6 separate regions of the Homo sapiens genome follow, and all the other regions are linked to region 4. Evidence: chromatin contacts called from ENCODE Hi-C or POLR2A ChIA-PET data. All regions are on one chromosome and are shown on one strand. Each heading gives the region's core, a stretch centred on a gene start or an enhancer-like site at or near the end of the contact. The rest is flanking DNA. Distances are from core to core; before and after follow the strand shown. Region 1 overlaps EHD3 (EH domain containing 3). Region 2 holds the start of CAPN14 (calpain 14). Region 3 overlaps ALK (ALK receptor tyrosine kinase). Region 4 has its middle 9.0 kb from the start of LINC01936. Region 5 overlaps ALK (ALK receptor tyrosine kinase). Region 6 has its middle 85 kb from the start of EHD3.

The links. Hi-C counts contacts between places; a loop is a spot of excess contacts on that map. ChIA-PET counts read pairs that join two places held with the same protein, here RNA polymerase II (POLR2A). Pooled maps may share reads with other maps.
Region 1: a pooled map shows a loop between it and region 4 (11-fold over the local background). The contact joins two enhancer-like sites. A Hi-C loop is called at or near these places in 7 of 37 single-sample maps with no recorded cell type and 4 of 50 pooled maps.
Region 2: a loop to region 4 is called in a map with no recorded cell type, with 13 times the contacts of the local background. The contact joins the promoter of CAPN14 here to the enhancer-like site in region 4. A Hi-C loop is called at or near these places in 1 of 168 maps with a recorded cell type or tissue (HepG2), 13 of 37 single-sample maps with no recorded cell type and 5 of 50 pooled maps.
Region 3: a map with no recorded cell type shows a loop between it and region 4 (22-fold over the local background). The contact joins two enhancer-like sites. A Hi-C loop is called at or near these places in 2 of 37 single-sample maps with no recorded cell type and 3 of 50 pooled maps.
Region 5: a loop to region 4 is called in a pooled map, with 6 times the contacts of the local background. The contact joins two enhancer-like sites. A Hi-C loop is called at or near these places in 2 of 37 single-sample maps with no recorded cell type and 2 of 50 pooled maps.
Region 6: a pooled map shows a loop between it and region 4 (12-fold over the local background). The contact joins two enhancer-like sites. A Hi-C loop is called at or near these places in 3 of 37 single-sample maps with no recorded cell type and 6 of 50 pooled maps. POLR2A ChIA-PET finds 5 or more read pairs at or near these places in 1 of 52 experiments (AG04449).

What each region holds. Positions count from the first base shown.
Region 1 is chr2:31,257,203-31,259,902 of GRCh38, reverse strand. The region is part of intron 3 of EHD3 (EH domain containing 3); the gene reads right to left. LOC124905983 (a long non-coding RNA gene) reads left to right here. Exons shown (of 4, transcript XR_007086270.1): 2 at 2,056-2,247. Among named protein-coding and RNA genes, the nearest start is that of EHD3, 24 kb to the right of the region's middle. Within about 2 kb of position 1,427, at least 2 of the 41 ENCODE cell types and tissues checked have a DNase peak (open chromatin) inside an H3K27ac peak, as active enhancers do.
Region 2 is chr2:31,216,155-31,218,854 of GRCh38, reverse strand. It overlaps CAPN14 (calpain 14), which reads left to right and starts at 1,340. Exons shown (of 22, transcript NM_001145122.2): 1 at 1,340-1,399.
Region 3 is chr2:29,722,107-29,724,806 of GRCh38, reverse strand. The region is part of intron 1 of ALK (ALK receptor tyrosine kinase); the gene reads left to right. Among named protein-coding and RNA genes, the nearest start is that of ALK, 200 kb to the left of the region's middle. Within about 2 kb of position 1,251, at least 3 of the 41 ENCODE cell types and tissues checked have a DNase peak (open chromatin) inside an H3K27ac peak, as active enhancers do.
Region 4 is chr2:30,336,306-30,339,005 of GRCh38, reverse strand. No RefSeq gene overlaps it. Among named protein-coding and RNA genes, the nearest start is that of LINC01936, 9.0 kb to the left of the region's middle. RefSeq lists enhancers at 947-1,186, 1,567-1,756, 2,617-2,686, 2,697-2,700. Within about 2 kb of position 1,270, at least 9 of the 41 ENCODE cell types and tissues checked have a DNase peak (open chromatin) inside an H3K27ac peak, as active enhancers do.
Region 5 is chr2:29,746,908-29,749,607 of GRCh38, reverse strand. The region is part of intron 1 of ALK (ALK receptor tyrosine kinase); the gene reads left to right. Among named protein-coding and RNA genes, the nearest start is that of ALK, 170 kb to the left of the region's middle. Within about 2 kb of position 1,352, at least 3 of the 41 ENCODE cell types and tissues checked have a DNase peak (open chromatin) inside an H3K27ac peak, as active enhancers do.
Region 6 is chr2:31,317,485-31,320,184 of GRCh38, reverse strand. No RefSeq gene overlaps it. Among named protein-coding and RNA genes, the nearest start is that of EHD3, 85 kb to the right of the region's middle. RefSeq lists a silencer at 1,330-1,399. Within about 2 kb of position 1,309, at least 20 of the 41 ENCODE cell types and tissues checked have a DNase peak (open chromatin) inside an H3K27ac peak, as active enhancers do.

The DNA.
Region 1 (2,700 bases), core at 178-2,677, 920 kb before region 4:
CTAGTAACTCTTATTAACGTCATTATTTCCATACCAGCTCCCCTATCCGTGCTTACTGTATTTAGCAGCCCGCTGGAAAAGAAAGTCTGGACACCTAATCTGACACAAAGACCCAGAAATTCTTTCTAAGGTCTGAAAACAATGAAACACTAAAAAGTAGATACTGATGATGGTTCAGACCATGCCTGTCACTGGTCTGGAAGAAATCTGCAATTCTTGTTATAAAAACATCTTGTTCTCACTCAGGCTCTTTCCTTTGTAATCAGCTGCAGCACAAAATTCCCAACTCTTGAAACCACAAGGGGTTTCTTCCTTAGGATGTGACTGGAACTCTGGCCACCCGCATCTTGGTTATCTAGCACTAAGCTGCTTTAGGTCAGACTGGTTACAGGAGCCCCAGAGAAGTTGTTCTGCTCAATCCCAAGTAGCTGTGGATCCAGTAGGAGCTGAAGTAGGAGGGTGGACCAATAGTCTATACATTCACTGACACCCAGAGCCCCAGTAGGTCTTACCTCTGTGTCTCAGGCTCCTCTTACATAAAATAGGAAGACAAGAGATAAGGAAGTGGGGCTCAGAGAAGTCAAGTGATTTGTCGAAGGGCACACAGCCCATGAGCAGCAGCAGTCGCATGAAGATGGAGGTGTTAGGCTTTCCCATTCTGAGTCTGAGCAGGGTTCTCAGCCTCTCCTCCTGCCACTCCCCCGTGGCATACCTCTGGCACCAAGGTAGGAGCCCTTTCTTGGGTACTAAAGTGACCAACCATCCTGGCTCCCCATAGCACAAGGGTTCCAAGGTGACACACACTGGGGACCCAAAGCTCATTGCCACCATCGAATGGGAAACCAAATCATTAGGAAAAAGCCTGCCCTGCCTCACAGAGGGAGGCTAGAGACCAGGCAAGATCATCAGGCAACTGCCTTGTGAGTGAGTCAGACTTAAGAAGCTCTGACTGTCTTTAACAGGGGTCCTGACTTAGCCTCCATCAGAATCCCCCCAGGGCTTCTTAAAACCCAGATGGTTGGACTCTATCCCCAAAGTTTCTGATTCAGTAGGTCTGGCGCAGAGCATTTCTAACAAGCTCCCAGGAGATTCTGATGCTGTTGGTCCAAGGGCCACACTTTGAATACCACTGGCCCATAAAAATAACAATAGCATTCAAAAGGTGTTCAGCACTGACCTAAGTACTTTATAATCATTCATTCCTTTAATCCTCACGATGACTCTGTGTAGGGTCATTAGACACTAATATCAGCCCCACTTCTCTGAGGAGTAACCAGAGATACAAACAGATAAAGGAACTTGTCTAAGGTCACCCAGCTGGTAAGCAATGGGCTGGGACTCAAGTCCAGGAAGGTAGCCCTGGAGTCAGTGCTATGAACCACTGCACCGAGTTGGCTTTCACTTTCAAAGGCTGTCATTTCAGACTAAGTAGCAGGCATCGATGGGGTGGGGGATGAGGATGAATGGAGCCAACGGAGCTAGGTTTAAAAAGCCTTTCCCCCACCCTGTGGCATCTAGTGAACACCCAGTGGGGTACATATTTAGGACGTGTGGAGGCACTGCCACAGGGGGTAGGGGGATGGGATCAGACGGTCGGGAAAACTTGCTGCCCTAAAGCTTCCTGGAGGACCCCTGTAATGTTTCCCTGGTGGCTGTAAGAGAATTCTAACAAACAAAGGAAGGTCAAACCCTCCTTTGGTTACCCGGATGCCAGTACTACTCCATTTTCAGCTCCTCTGTCTTTGGTAAATGAAGTGCTTCCAAGCATTCCCATTGCCATGTGATTTTCTCCAAGATCTGTCAGCTGCTCAATGAATATACAGCTCAACTAACACCTGAGCCTTCTCCCCCTGCTCCTGTGGCGTAGACCTATGAGGCTACGAGGAGCTTAGCCATCAATGGTCCAACTTCCTGATTTACAGATAGGGAAACTGAGGCTCAGGAAGGGGCAGAGCTGGCCCAGTATCTCCAGGTGCCATCCTGAGGATAGTTCCTGATGGGTGCGTCATCGAGGGCCTGGTGTGAACTAGATTTTGCCTTCTCTTTTGAACACAGGTGTCCTGTCTCGGCTCAGAGACAAGGCCCAGGAAAGTGCTTCAGAGGCTGCTCTGCCCAGTGGGCAGGGGCATCATCAACCCTCCCTCGGAGATGTTCACGCAAACTCTAGGAGTTAAGTGACTCAGCCAATACCACCCATGAGACACGACCCCTAGCCTCCAACTCGAAGTTCAGTGCTTGCTGCAGACGGTAAGATGTTCATGTCATTATCTCATGTCACCCTCACGACACGCTCTGAGGCAGGCAGCGCGAGGAGTATCGTTCTCACTTCCAGGGGAGGAAACTGAGGTTCAGAGAGGAGAGAGTCAAACAGTTGGCAAGTCGTGAGGCCAGATGACCCAGCTGTCAGCCATCCAGCCGTTCTGCACCTGGCCGCTCCCTGCCTCCCTCCCTCCCTCCCTGGCACGCAGGCACAGCCAGCTCCTCACTGGAGCCCGGGAAGCCTAAGCATTCCCACTTCAGGTGAAGCCTGCAGCCCGCACTACTCCCCTCCTTCCTACATCCCTCTGTCCATCCTTCCCTTCCCAGGGATGGCTCCAGCCTATTTTTATCTTCCCTTCAGCACAGCGCATGGCAAGGCTGCTGTCACCTCCCAAAGGCAGTCCCTCAGAGCTGTGGGTAGGGAGGGGCCAGAGGGCTAAG
Region 2 (2,700 bases), core at 91-2,590, 880 kb before region 4:
TTTAGCTCAGGAAGAAAGCTTTGGATTTGATTTGACAGTGGCAGGGAGACAATTCCTTGACAAAGATGAGGAGAAGTTAGTGGAACCTGACACCCTGGGACTTTAGCCCCATCTCTGCTGTTTACTGGCTGCGGTTATCTTGGGCGAGTTGCCATGCTGTGCCTCCGTTTTCTTTTTGTAGAATGTGGATAATAATAGCACTACCTCACAAAGTTGTGAAGATTCCATGAGATTCTGCATGCAATGTGCTTAGCATTGTGCTTGGCATGTCATAAGTGCTCAAAACGTGTTGGCTATTATTATCAATATTAGTTAATTTATCAGTACTAATAAAATGGGTGGAGTGATAATCACACAAAATGATTGAGTTGGAGAGATTAGAGTCAAGGCAGAGGCCAAGAAGCAGGCGGGGAGGAAGAGGACAGAGGATTTCCACAGGCAAGGGACTCTGATTCCACTGACACATATTGAGCACCTCCTGGGTACTAGGCATGGTTCTGGGTTCTGGGGATCCTAGGTGTGCAAGCGTGGAGGCAGGCAAGCTGGAACCAACTAAGCTGCTATGATGGAAATCTGTGCAAGTGGTGGTGGGAACCTAGGAGAAGGATTTGGGGGTGGGGGTGGGGAGGGAGTGAAGAAGTCTAGAGCAACCACAGGAGGGCTAAGAAATGCTTTAAGGGAAGAACAACCAGATTTGGAGCAACGGGACCCAAGGTGAACTGTGAGGAGACAACCAGTGGGAGGTCAATGTTCTGAGTCCCAGATGGCCAAAATGGGGGATTTGGAAAGTAGGTTGGGAAGGAAGAGGGAGCGATCTCAATAGCACAAATGAATCACAGATTTCCTCCTTAGCAGGAAACATCCCTGAGGGCTGCCTCAGACTCTGACAACCATAAAAGAAAACCCACAGCCACCTCTTGAAAATACTTTCCAGGCTTCTGTCAATGTTAGTTTAAACATAGGGATGTACAGGAATCTCTGTCTTGGTTCTTTGGTGTCCTGGGAGTTGTGGGGAGGTGAGCAAGCAGTATCATGTGCTCCTGCAGTGAAATGCTTTTCTAGGTCACACCTGAAAGTACCCTCCCCAGGGTTGGAAGTGAGAAGATGACTAACTCTCTCTCATTAAGGCATTACTGAAACAGGCTTTCTCTGTATGGTGTTCTAAAGAAATAATTGGATTTGTGTAATCCAGTCGCAAAGCCCTGGGTACTCCACTCCCTTCCAGAGAACACACAGTGGGGAGGAACCAAGGTCCTGGGAGGTGGGGTCGCAAATTCTTGGCTAAACACCATGTGTAGAAAGGACCCATATATAAGAGGTGGTTTCAGGCTGCATGCTTCTGACTGCACCGGGATTAGAGCTTGCCCAGGCGCTTAAAGAAGCAAAATCTCCTGTGCAGGTAAATTTCTTTAGTTCCAAGGGTGGGTCCAAGTTAGCCCAGAGGCCCTATGAGACTCTACAGGGTCTGGGTTTAGAAGGTGAGAGGATGGTATTTGCTTCTCCTGGTTTGAGCTTTGCAGGTGAGTGTATACAGAAAAAACCCTGGAGTCTGGAGATTTCAATTTTGTCCTCAGTTTTGCCATCACTTATTAGTGTGACCTTGAGGAATAGACTTCAGCCCTTTGGCCCCAATCTCCTCATTTAAAAAAAAAGATGGGAGTATCTTTGGGCCTGGGTAATTTCTGAGGTCCCTCCAGCTCTGGTTTCTCTCGAAGTCATTTGGTAGAGTTACTGATGCTGCTAGGTGCTGTCATTTCCCAGAACATAGGCCATCCCAGTTGTCTCCTGAGCCTCCTGATGAGAAGGAATCTGGGGGCAGCCAGCTTATCACTGAGGCCTTATGGGATCCTCAGAGTCAAGGAGGCCGACTGTTCTCTGTTCTGATAAGCAGTGAGGCTGGGCTGACTTCCTGTATGAAATTAGATGTGAAAAACACACTGGGACGGTGACCACACTATAAGAGTGAAATATTGCCTCAAATGATAGCTGTCAGTGTGGTGCTTGGCACGGCCCTTGCCTAGATTAGAAATCTCGAAATTGCCCTTGTCTGAGTGGTCTGCTGGCCTATGGGCACTGGAAATCACTCCTCAAAGCTCTGGAGGACTCCAGAGCGAGGTAGTCGGCTCTCAGTTCAGCTTATAACCCTCTCCTATGGAGGCACAGGGTGACAATGTTTTGGTGGGTGGTACCTAAGTGTTTCAGCCTGGGTACATCTTCCAGGCCTGATAGGGTGAGGGGTGTCTTTGACTTTCTAGGGGGAGAATTCTTGGATGAGTTAGGTACTGGCCATTTCACAGAGTGGGCACCTCATGCTGAAGAGTGAGGGCCCTTTCTAGAGTGTGAGCCTGGTCGTTGGACTGTGACTTCCTCGAGGGCAGAAATTCTGTCTAATCCATCCTGTACCCCTACCATCTAGGGCAATGCCTGGCCCATGGGGAAGCATGCAATAAAGCCTTGTTTAAATGAATTGATTCTCCCACTTTTCAAACTCCCTTGTAAATCTCTCTCCTGACCATCAAAACAAGCAGTAGAAAAGGAATGGAATTGATGTAACTATCAGTGGTATAATTGGTTTGGTGATAGATCGCTCGACCTCAAGGGTAACCACTAAGCTAATTTCTAACATATAGATTGGTTTTGTCACTTTTGAAAGTTATGTAAATGGAATCAAAGAGTTTTTGTGTCTGGATTTTTTCTACT
Region 3 (2,700 bases), core at 2-2,501, 610 kb after region 4:
ATTCCGCCCTTGACACTAATAGCTCCCTTCTGAATGAGCCAGCTGGAAGAAAATGTGAAAGCAAACCATAGAGAAACAAATATGTATGAACCAGAGAGGACCTTAGCGAGCAGTGAGTTCAAACCGCTCATTTTCCAGGCCTAGAGAAGGTATGGGGAGGGCTATATGTTTAGGACAAATGGTGCATCTGCAAACTCTCTCCTTTCTCTGAAATCACATCTCTGTTTTTCAGACTAAATTAACAACATCGCCCATCACCGCTAACTCTAGGAGTCATGTAAATTTACTGAGGTTTCTTTTGCTGAACAGGTGCAGGCTCAGCCTAGTGAATACCCAAACCATTTCCCCTGGGCTGCCAGTCCCAAAAACAGGCCTGCCCTGTACTCTCTGAGAGCTGTGCCTGATTTGACATCCAGACCACTATTTATTTGGCCACATTAAGCTTTGCTTTGTGTGACACAAAATCATTGTAAACGAATGCATTATTAAGTGTGTTTTCAAATAACAGGGAAAAAACAAGCAGACTGTCACTGATTGTTTTATTGTTGGAAGGAAAAGAAATAAGTAAAACGTGTACAGGCAAGGTAGGAACTGTTCCAAAGAGCATTTAGAATAGGAGCATTTGTTACATTTTATTGATGTAGGTTTGTAAAACATGCTTGCCAGTGAGCCTGGGGCATTCATGTAAATAACCATCACACATGCATAGCTCTTCATTACTTATACTGACACAAGTATGATATATTTATTATATTATGTTCATTGGCTTAGGAATAAATAGACATGCAGTGAGACATGTAAAAATAAAGATTGGAAATACACAGTGCCAATCGGCTGCAATTTGGGTAGTTGTGATCATGTACATTTGGCAAAGTTAATGATTAACTAGTGAATAATAGCGAAGCAGCTCTCTGGGAGCACTTTTGATTTCTGGACGTTGTAATTATTGACACAAGATGATCTAAATATAGAAAAGAGACCAAGACTCCCACTCATTTTGGATTCTAAAACAGAGATAGGAGCATACAATTTTAAGAATGATATGACTGATACTGAAAGACTGTGTCATGCACACATTATCTCATGTGGCCCTTACAAAACCCTGAGAATTTTTAGAATATGCCCTATTCTTATTCTCGTCATCGTTTTCAGAAAATTGAGGTTTGGCAGAGTGTGTGCTTAGCCTGAAGTTAACAGCTAATAAGTGCCAGAGATAACACCTTCCTCCAGGGCGCTGATTTCATTTATTTGACAAATATTTATTGAGTGCCTGCTGTGTGCCAGGCATGGAGACATAGCAGTGACTAGTGCAGGAGGTACACAATGAATAAACCAATATACAGAACACATATATGTGTAAGAAATAGGGCAAAGGGATGGGAGTGGCTTACAATGAGTTGTCTCTCAGCAGGATGACCAGGGAAATTCTTTCTGGGAAGTTGACCTATGGACAGGGACCTGGACAGAGAGAGGGAGTGGCCATGTACCTCTGAGTAGGAGGAGCTTCCTCGGCTGAGAGAACTGCCAGTGCAAAGGCCCTGGGGTGGGAATGTGCTTGGTGAGTTCGGGGAAGAGCAAGGAGACCTGTGGGACTGAGCTCCAGCAATGAGGGAAAATGGTTGCAAATGAGGTTAGAGACAGAATCAGGAGCCAGATCCTGTGGGGCCTTTAGGGGCTAGGCTATGGCAAGAAATTTGAAAGCTATTTCAGGGGCTGCAGTGTCAATCTAACTGCCACATAGAGAACAGACTGAAGGGGGGCCCTCTTTGAGCTCATAGCAATAATGGAGAGATGCGAGATGGGAAAAGATGAGAAGGGGTAAAATTCAGGTAGAGCCATCAAGATTTGCTGATGAATTGATGTGGGGTGTGAATAAAAGGAAGAAGTTAAGGATTCCTCATTGGTTTTTGGCCCAAGCAACCAGGCGAGTATTGGTAACACTTTCTGAAATGGGGAATACCTGGGGTTTAGGGGAAGGGAGGTTAGGTTTTTGGCTTGCTCATGGTAAGTTTCAGATGCTTATTGGGCAATAAAGTGGAGATTTTGAGCAGGCAGTTGGATGTATATTCTGTGTATTCTGTTGTTCAGGGGAGAGATTGGGCTGAAGACACAAATTTGGTAACAGTAGTATGTGGATGATATTTAGAGCCATGAAACTGGGTAAGATCACTTTGAGAGAGAGTTTAGATGCAGAAAATTCCCAAGTTCTTCAACTTTTAACAACTGTCAAATAATAAAATAAAGATCCCACAGAGTTGTTTTTTATGACAAGCTTACTTACATGTCGGGCAAGGAGAAATTCACTGTATGGTTTTCCAAGTAAGAAAAGTCAGAGTTTTTAAAGTCTTACGAAGAGGGCTACAATGTGGTTCTGGTTATTTGGAGTTGAAAATCGGTTCTTTGAACTAAAGAGAATGAATGAATGCATAGGTTTGTGTGAGCATGGGTAAACAAGTTATCTTCATTGGTCAGCAAAGAGTCTTCAGTTAGGTACAGGAAGGGTCTGGTGTCCCGCACTCACTTGAAATTTATTGATCATCAGCTGGTTAGAACCAGTGGGATAAAATATAATACTCAGCCATGACAGTTCCTAAGCAAGTGCTGCCGGAAAAGGAGACGTTTCCTCCTCTACAGTTTGGAAAATAAGGAAGACCTGGCAAAGAAGAATAAAGAGGATCTTCCCACTGAAGCAGGAGGCAA
Region 4 (2,700 bases), core at 21-2,520:
AGAGGGTCTTCCTGCCTCCTCCCTTTCCTCTCTCCAGTTCTTTCTTTACACAGTAACCAGAGTAATCTTTCACAGTATAAATCAAGTCATGTCTCTTGGCTGCTTTAAAACCCTGCAGTGGCTTTTTACAATAAATCCGAAGTCTTTTCCATGTTCTACAAAGCCTTCCATGACCTCACTCCTGTCTTTTCCACCTCACCTTGAAACCCTCCCCTTCCTCCCTGGCCCGGCTAGCCAGCCTCATTCTTTCCTAACACACAATGCATGCTTTATTGTTTCAGGGCAGGAATTGGCAGAATACTTCCTGCTTCTGTTTTATAAATAAAGTTTTATTGGAACACAGGCATGACAGAGATTGATGGACCATGAAGCCAAAGGTATTTACTATCTGGCCCTGCACCGAATGTTTGCTGAACCCTCTTTTGGGGCCTTTGGCCTTGCCTCTGGCTCTTTTTCCAGTTTGTAGCCCAGTTGATTCCTTGACTTTCAGCTCTCAGCTTACATGTTACCCCTTCAAATGGATCATCCTTGACAACATTGCTTCAGTGGAAGTCCCTCTCTCCAACCCAAAAACACCCTTATTCTCCATCACACACTCTGCTTCTGACCTTTGTAGCATTTTCTCAATTTTAGATTACATATATATTTATTACTTTACCTGTTTACTGTCCATATCCTTCCCTGACAACTCTAAGCTCCACGAGGGTAAGGACTGTGGCTGTTTTGTTCAGTATTGCACTCCTTGCACCTCCAAGTGCCTTCTCTTGCTAATAAACCACCGGAATTCCTGCATCCAGTTGAGGCTTGATCCCTTCAGAGCGGCTCCTACTCTCCCAACCACTCCGCTAGTCTGTATACTGATCCAGCAATTCTCCGCTACTGAGGTGAGGTTGGGCACAGGTGATGCTTCCAGAGAGCAGTTGAGTGTGGAGTCTGAGCCACAGGGTTGCATTTCCTAACAATTCTCAGCCATCTGAGGAGTTGTGACACCACCTCACTGTGTGTTTGATTTTTAAAAAATGATGTTACAGGCCGGGTGTGGTGGCTGACGCCTGTAATCCCAGAATTTTGGGAGGCCGAGGTGGATGAATCACCTGAAGTCAAGAGTTTGAGACCAGCCTGGCCAACTTGGTGAAACCCTGTCTCTACTAAAAATACAAAAATTAGCTGGGCGTGGTGGTGCCTGCCTGTAATCCCAGCTACTCGGAAGACTAAGACAGGAGAATCACTTGAACCGGGAGCCGGAAGTCGCGGTGAGGCAAGATCGCACCACTGCACTCTCCAGCATGGGTGACAGAGTGAGACTCTGACTCAAAAACAAAACAAAACAAAAAAGATGTTACAATTCCCTCACTGTTCCACACATTCTAGAAAATAAAAACTGAGCACAGGGTAGCATGCATTTATCTTTCATTAAAACAACCTGAGAGTTACTTTGGGGAGCAGTAATTCTGGAGGGCTGCCGGGAGGAGGTCCCTCAGCAGCACTTGTAGTTGCCTCCTCTGCAGCCACCTTGAGCCTGTGCCACCTTCCAGGGTCCTGATTCCTTGCTAACTTCCCCAGAGCACGGGCTGGACAGGTGCAGTTGGGGCTGGGAGGCCAGGCAAGCAGCTGCAGCTCAGGGGCACTGAGGGCGCGGGCCTGGAGACCGTTCTTGGGGAACAGGCCGAAAGAAACCAGGGACATGTAAACACATCAGACTGAGACTCAGGCCCCAGAACCATTGCTTTCAGATGTACACAGGCAGTCATGGGGAGGAGATGCAGAACAGGAAGTGGTTTAGAAAGCCACTCTCTCAGCTTTACAGATGAGAAAACTACATCTAGAGAAGGGACCTACCGGGTTAAAATTAGAACGGACAAGAACACAGGTCTCTCACCATTCTCCTAGTGTGTTCTTCTAGGCTGAATCACCCAGGCTGTCCTAAGCTTCTAAGGTGTCCTCCCGGACAGTATCTAGAATGGCTGGGCACAGCTAGGATTTCTCTGGAAAGCTTCATGGAGGGGGCTTGGAAGAGCACTGGACTTGGCCTTGGGTGAAGCTAGGTTTGAACCCTGTCCTCTCAATAGCTGCAAGTCCAGGACTAATGTCCCAAACTGCTTTGAGCCTCAGTTTCACAACCGTAAACTGTGGTAAGAGTCTCTGAATTGCTGGACAGTTTTGAAGATTCAATGAAGTAAGACCCGAGTGTGCCTCAGGAGTTCCAGATACATAGCAGGCATGCAGACATTCAGTCAATATTAGTTGGATTTTGAGTAGCCAAGCTAGCAGAGGAGGGGCCGGAGCAGGAAACCGTGTATCCATGGGGTATGGTGTCTTCTATAGTAATTCCAAATGAGTTCATCAAAGGAAGAGTCCACGACAAATGGCCCTTTTCCATCCCCTCAATCCCAACCTCCCAGAATACCATGTTTCGGGTACTACAAGGATGACGGTTGCATCTCTCCAATGTCTTCAGAGGAATCAGGGTTTATACTCATAACATCTTACATCCTGGGACATAGGTTTCAGTATGACCTATGCTATTGTCTTTGGATACCTGCTTACCAAAGGCATTCCACCCTCTCTAGGCCATTTGATAAATATCCAGCGAAACAATGTTATCATTGTTGGGTGGTTCAGCTCCCCACCCACTCTGGCAACAAAAGGATATCGTTAATGTCCTCTGTGCAACAAAAGGATATCATTTGTCTTAATCTG
Region 5 (2,700 bases), core at 103-2,602, 590 kb after region 4:
CCTGCTCAGCAACTGTTAGGCCTTTCCTTGGGTTTGGGCCTGAGGTCTTCCCTGTCTGAGACCCCTGGGTCTAGTTGGTCAGCAGTCCCACATGTCTCTCTGGGGTCCTAAGAATATTTATTTAAAACTATTATCTATTCAGGATTAAGGGGCCTTTCCTTTGGAGTATTTGTTCTCTGAGTGGGTGCTTAGCAACTGAAGTGCTGTTTGTAAAAGACATAGGTTGGTGTCCCCAAGCATTTCATAATGAGTGTGGGTTGAAAAGCTCCTCTGGTGATTTTTAAAAGGTTACCTTTCATCTATATCACAGGTTCTCAGAGCATGACCTCCAAACCACCAATGTTAGCATTTCCTGGAAAACTGGTTAGCAATGTGAATTCTTGGGCTCCACCCCAGACCTACTGAATCAGAAACCCTGGGGACTGAGGGCAGCTCTTTGAGCTTTAATAAGCCCTCCAGGTGACTTTGATGTGCCTTGGAGTTTGACAGTCACTGTCCTAAGTGGTCAGGAGGCGTGGATGTCAGGTATTTCTCTTCTGTAACAGGCCAGAGGACACACCTTCAGTATGATCATTCAAGAGATATGTTAGTATCTCTTACTTTGGGAGGCCAAGGCAGGTGGATCACTTGAGGTCAGGGGTTCAAGACCAGCTGGCCAACATGGCAAAACCCCATCTCTACTAAAAATACAAAAATTAGCCAGGAGTAATGGCTCGCGACTGTAATCCCAACTACTTGGGAGGCTGAGGCACGAGAATCGCTTGAACCCAGGAGGCAGAGGTTGCAGTGAGCCTTGATCGTGCCACTGCATTCCAGCCTGGGTGACAGAGTGAGACTGTGATTCAAAAAAAAAAAGTGATATGTTAGTATCTCTTAAAGTACCATCGACTAAGCGCCTTCTTCTGAATCACTGAGGGATACCTATTAAATATGTATACACTATGGTCCCATTTCAGTTTTTCTGAATCAAAACCTTTGAGGTTGGTGACCTGGGATTGTGTCTGTTCAACATGCTTCCCACGGGCTTCTTTCACCCAGTGAATTTTAGAAATAACCTTCCTATTCAATGTATAGTGTTTGACCAGCGGCATGTTCATCACCTGGGAGCTTGTTAGAGATGCAGAATTTTAGGCTCCACCCCAGACACTTAATCAGAACCTGCATTTCCAATATGATCACCAGGTGATTCATACACACATTAACATTTGAGAAGCATTGCCAAGGGCCATATGCTTAGAGCACTTGCTATGTGTGGGCTGCTGATTCATAGTTTAGTCAACACACCCTTGAGTAGAAAGTGTCATTCTAGGGTAGACCAAGGGCTCTTAAAAAAGTACTAGTGTCCCATGGGTCCTGACTCAGACATCCTGGAGCTTGTCCAGGATGTGATTAACAGGGTAACAGATGTCTTTGCAAAGCACTGGAGAGCTGATCCACACCTAACGAGTGTCACATCAAAGGCACCATGTGGATCTCTTGTTGTGGGTCTTGCAACCCCTTTAAGAAGGGAAGTCCACTTGACCGCCCTTCCAAACTGCTTTTTTGTTTTCCCAGAGGAGACAGGTAGGCAATCTCATCAGCTTAGATGATACCTAGCTCAGAGAAGCAGAGATTTAGGATTCACATGACTCATTCTTTCGTTGCTAGTTAGTTTTATGTAGCTTTCCAGAAAGGTCTGCCCACTGTCCTTTATACCTTAGTGTGAGTTGAGGTTAATTTATCTTTCCTTTGGACCTTGCCACTTTAGAAGGGAAAGCTTGACAATGTGTGCCATGACAGGCTCTAGACTTCCATCAAAGGAACTTTAGGCATCAAAAGCAGATGAAAAGGTATTGGATTTGGTGGTGGGGGAGGGGCTTTCTAGGAACCCACAAGAAATTACTGACTTGTTTCTCTTTTATATTTCTGGGAGGAAAATGATTGGGCCAAATGGTCTCTGGGGCTCTTTCCATTACTGGAAATTCTTTGGAGTATTTATTGAGCATTCACTCTGTGCTAGGTCCTGTGCTGGACATTGAGGGGATAAAAATGTAAACTGATGCTTCTACCTGTCTCCCAGGATGGGGTGGGAAGGGAGACAGAGACATCAGCCCCTCTCTGAGGTCCAAGAGATGCTCTCCTCCTGTCACTCCAAAACCGATGTATCCTGATGGTAACTCAATAGTAAAGGAAACTTCCATTTTTATTGGTGTGAGTAAACTCATTCATTCATTCATTAAACAATTATTTTTTAATGTCTCCTACCTGTAGACAATTGTTTCTGAAATTTGTTTTTAGATTTGAATATGAAAATGATCTTTCTTAAGAGCACCTGTTTCAAAGATAAGTTTGTAAACTTTCAGACTAGTTGGAACATATTGTTGTGAATAAAGCCCTGATTAGAGGAGAAGAAATGGGCTGTTTTCCCTCTAGTTTTCCATAGGACAGTTTGAGAGAGGTCAAGCTGGAGTTTTAATTGAGGAGGGCTTTTCCATCAGTCAGCACTGGCCACTCATGAAATAGAGTGACCTCCCCCACTCAACAAACACACACACTTGGAACTAGTGAAGGAAAGGTCAGATGTCATTGCCAAGGGCTTTGAGAAGGGACCTGGACTTGGTGGCTTCCTACAGTACTTTCCAACCTTGAGATTCTGTGAGGAATAGAGGGCTGTGTGAGATTCATCTCAGGGACTGTGGTTTCTTTTAGCATAACATCCTC
Region 6 (2,700 bases), core at 60-2,559, 980 kb before region 4:
GCCAGAGGGCTCTTCAGCAAGAGGGAGTGGGAAGAACAAAACCATAGAGGCAGTAAACCACATGGAAGGGGCAGTGAGAACAGCCAGCCTTGCCTGGGGTGCTAACCAGTTAGTTTCCTCCAAATGATGAGATATGTGTGCAAGCTCTTGCACAGAGTAAGACCTTCTGAACCAGAGAAAGCCAGCCACAGATTCCTGTCCTAGGGCATGTAGGCGTTCCCCGCTGCTCATCTCAGTTCTGTCAGGGAGATTGCTGTTGTAGCGTTTCTACACTTCCTGTGTACACCCTGTTCCTCCAGATGTAACAATGTAGAGCCAAGCACCTTCAACAAATAAAATTTATTTACTATTACATTTGTTGCACAAAGTACTGGCAAATCAGAAGAAGAATATAATAGTTGCCCATAATCCGGACACTCAGAACAACTGTTAACACTGGTGTTTTATGAGGTGCCTTTAACAGGCAGCTTTCCGTGTCTATTAATGTTCTTTCTCAATGGTATTTTCTATTGTATGGATGGCACTGTAGTTTATTTAATGGACATTTGGCTTACTCCCAAGTGGTTTTGCTCTCATAAACATGGCTGAGATAGCATAACAAGAGTTGTTTTGACAGTCATGTTAAACAGGATGTCAGCAGGCCCTCAGTGGGAATGCGAAGGGGAACTTGGGGTGGTACAGCTGTGTGAGGGTGAGTGGCTCCTTTCCTAGTTTCTTCATCCTGGCCTCTTAGCTAAACCCCTGTGTACTGCTTTGTTGTTAACTTGGTCCAGCTGCACCCGAGAGCTCATTGAATGGTTCACTTAAGAGCTATGCATTTCACTATGTGTAAATAATCCTCAATATTTTTTAAAATTAAGTATGTCCTAGTTCCAAACCAGCAAGATCTTGCTGTTTTTGTGCACATTCACATAAATGGGATTGGATGTAATAAAAACCAAAAAAAAAAAAAAAAAGGCACAGAGAGGAGCTGGCTGGGCGCTGGCCTCCAGCATGGGACGGTAAAGGGAGTAGTTACTGGGAACAGGCTCAGTTTGGTGAGGGGTGGCCACCACACTGCTTTGGCCCTCAGCCGCCTCATTTGCATGAAGCCCCACCTTGCTGGCTTGTGCTGTGGTGGGGGGTTAAGACCCCGTATATAAAAGTCCAGCATGGCACCTGAGATGAGACAGGGAGTCAACATAGAGGAGCCATTCTTGAACCTCCAGGAACTTTTCCGGGGAGGTGCAGTCGGCGCTGGGCTGCTGTGCTCTGTGGTTTCCCCTGTGGGTTGGTGGTGAGTCAAGGGCCCCCTGGGAAGAGCAGAAAGAAGACAGGCGCTGGGGATGTTGCTAACTGCTTATTTCTGAGGGTCAGAAAAACCTCAACTCAGTACAGCTGGGCTGTGCCCTTCAAGGGTGGAGCCTGAGGGTGGAGTTAAGTAGAGAGAACTCTGGAAGGGGGTGAGGCAGGGGCCAGAGGAACTGGCAATTCTGCCTGAAGGAGGTGGGCCTAGGGTGCCAGGGGAAGATATCTTTTTCTTCCCAAAGCAAAAAAAAAAAGGAAAAATGACAAGAGCTCTGCTCAGAGCCTGGCTCAGGGCTGCTTAAATGTCTCTGCTGGCACCACTATCCTAGCCACTGCCTTTACAATTTCATGTGGGAAATGAACACGCTTACTATGATGAAATATCAATCTCATGCAGATTTTGAAGGGATTACGTATACACACATCTGCTTTGGCTTTGAGGTTATTTATATTTGAACAGCAAGCTGCGTGCCTTAAGTTCTAGTTATTAGGAATGTGTAGGCCATGGTTTATACTGATGCCAACCTGCTTGCCTACATACTGTAGGGTGAACCATATCACCCATAGAAAACAAATTGATAGTGATGAAACAAATATAAATTATCATTAAAGACCAAAAAGACCAGCAATTTTAAATCACGACCCATTCAAGACAACAGTGATGGTCCTTTGATTACACTGCGTCCTTCTAAATGACTACCAATGGGGACTTCCAGTGACTTTTGTGGACACTTACCCCATGGAAGTCTGCAGGATGGCTTGCTGCTGCAGGTAACTCTGGGCAGAAGAGTGGGTTGGCACCCCCTTTAAGCCTGACAAAATTCCTCATGTGAGTTTATGAGTTCCAAATAATAGTAATAAACTCAATAACTCACTAGGTAGGTGTTTGGTAAATGATCTTTTGATGTAAAAATGAAATTGTATAAACATTAAAGGAGGATCAGTGAGTGGCTTATCGGAACCATCCTCCCAGTATTCCCCGGGGTTAAATGTTATACCCTGAGAAGGCTTGACAAGAGCTCTGAATCATCTGAGCTGGTTATTGAAAATGCAGGTTCAGGGCCCCCCTTGCAGAGATTCTGGTTAAATAAATCTAGAGTGAGACCCAAGAATCTGAATTTTAAACAAGCCCTGGAGGTGATTCTGATGCATGTGGTCTGCAGATACAAATTGATGGAAAATGCCCAAAGAGAATGGGGCCCCTCTCTGCCAGGTGTTAAGAGCACCTGCTATTCTGAGCAAATGCTATTCTGAGAGCATTTGCAGGCTGGAGTCTGCCTTTATGAGCTCTGGGTGGGAAGGTAGTTCAGGCTGGTTTATACAGCCACATACAGGGAAGACAGTGAAGAATGCCCAAACATAGGGGGTGCTCTATGCTGGAGAAATGTTTAGTTTAATCCTTGAGTTGCGACA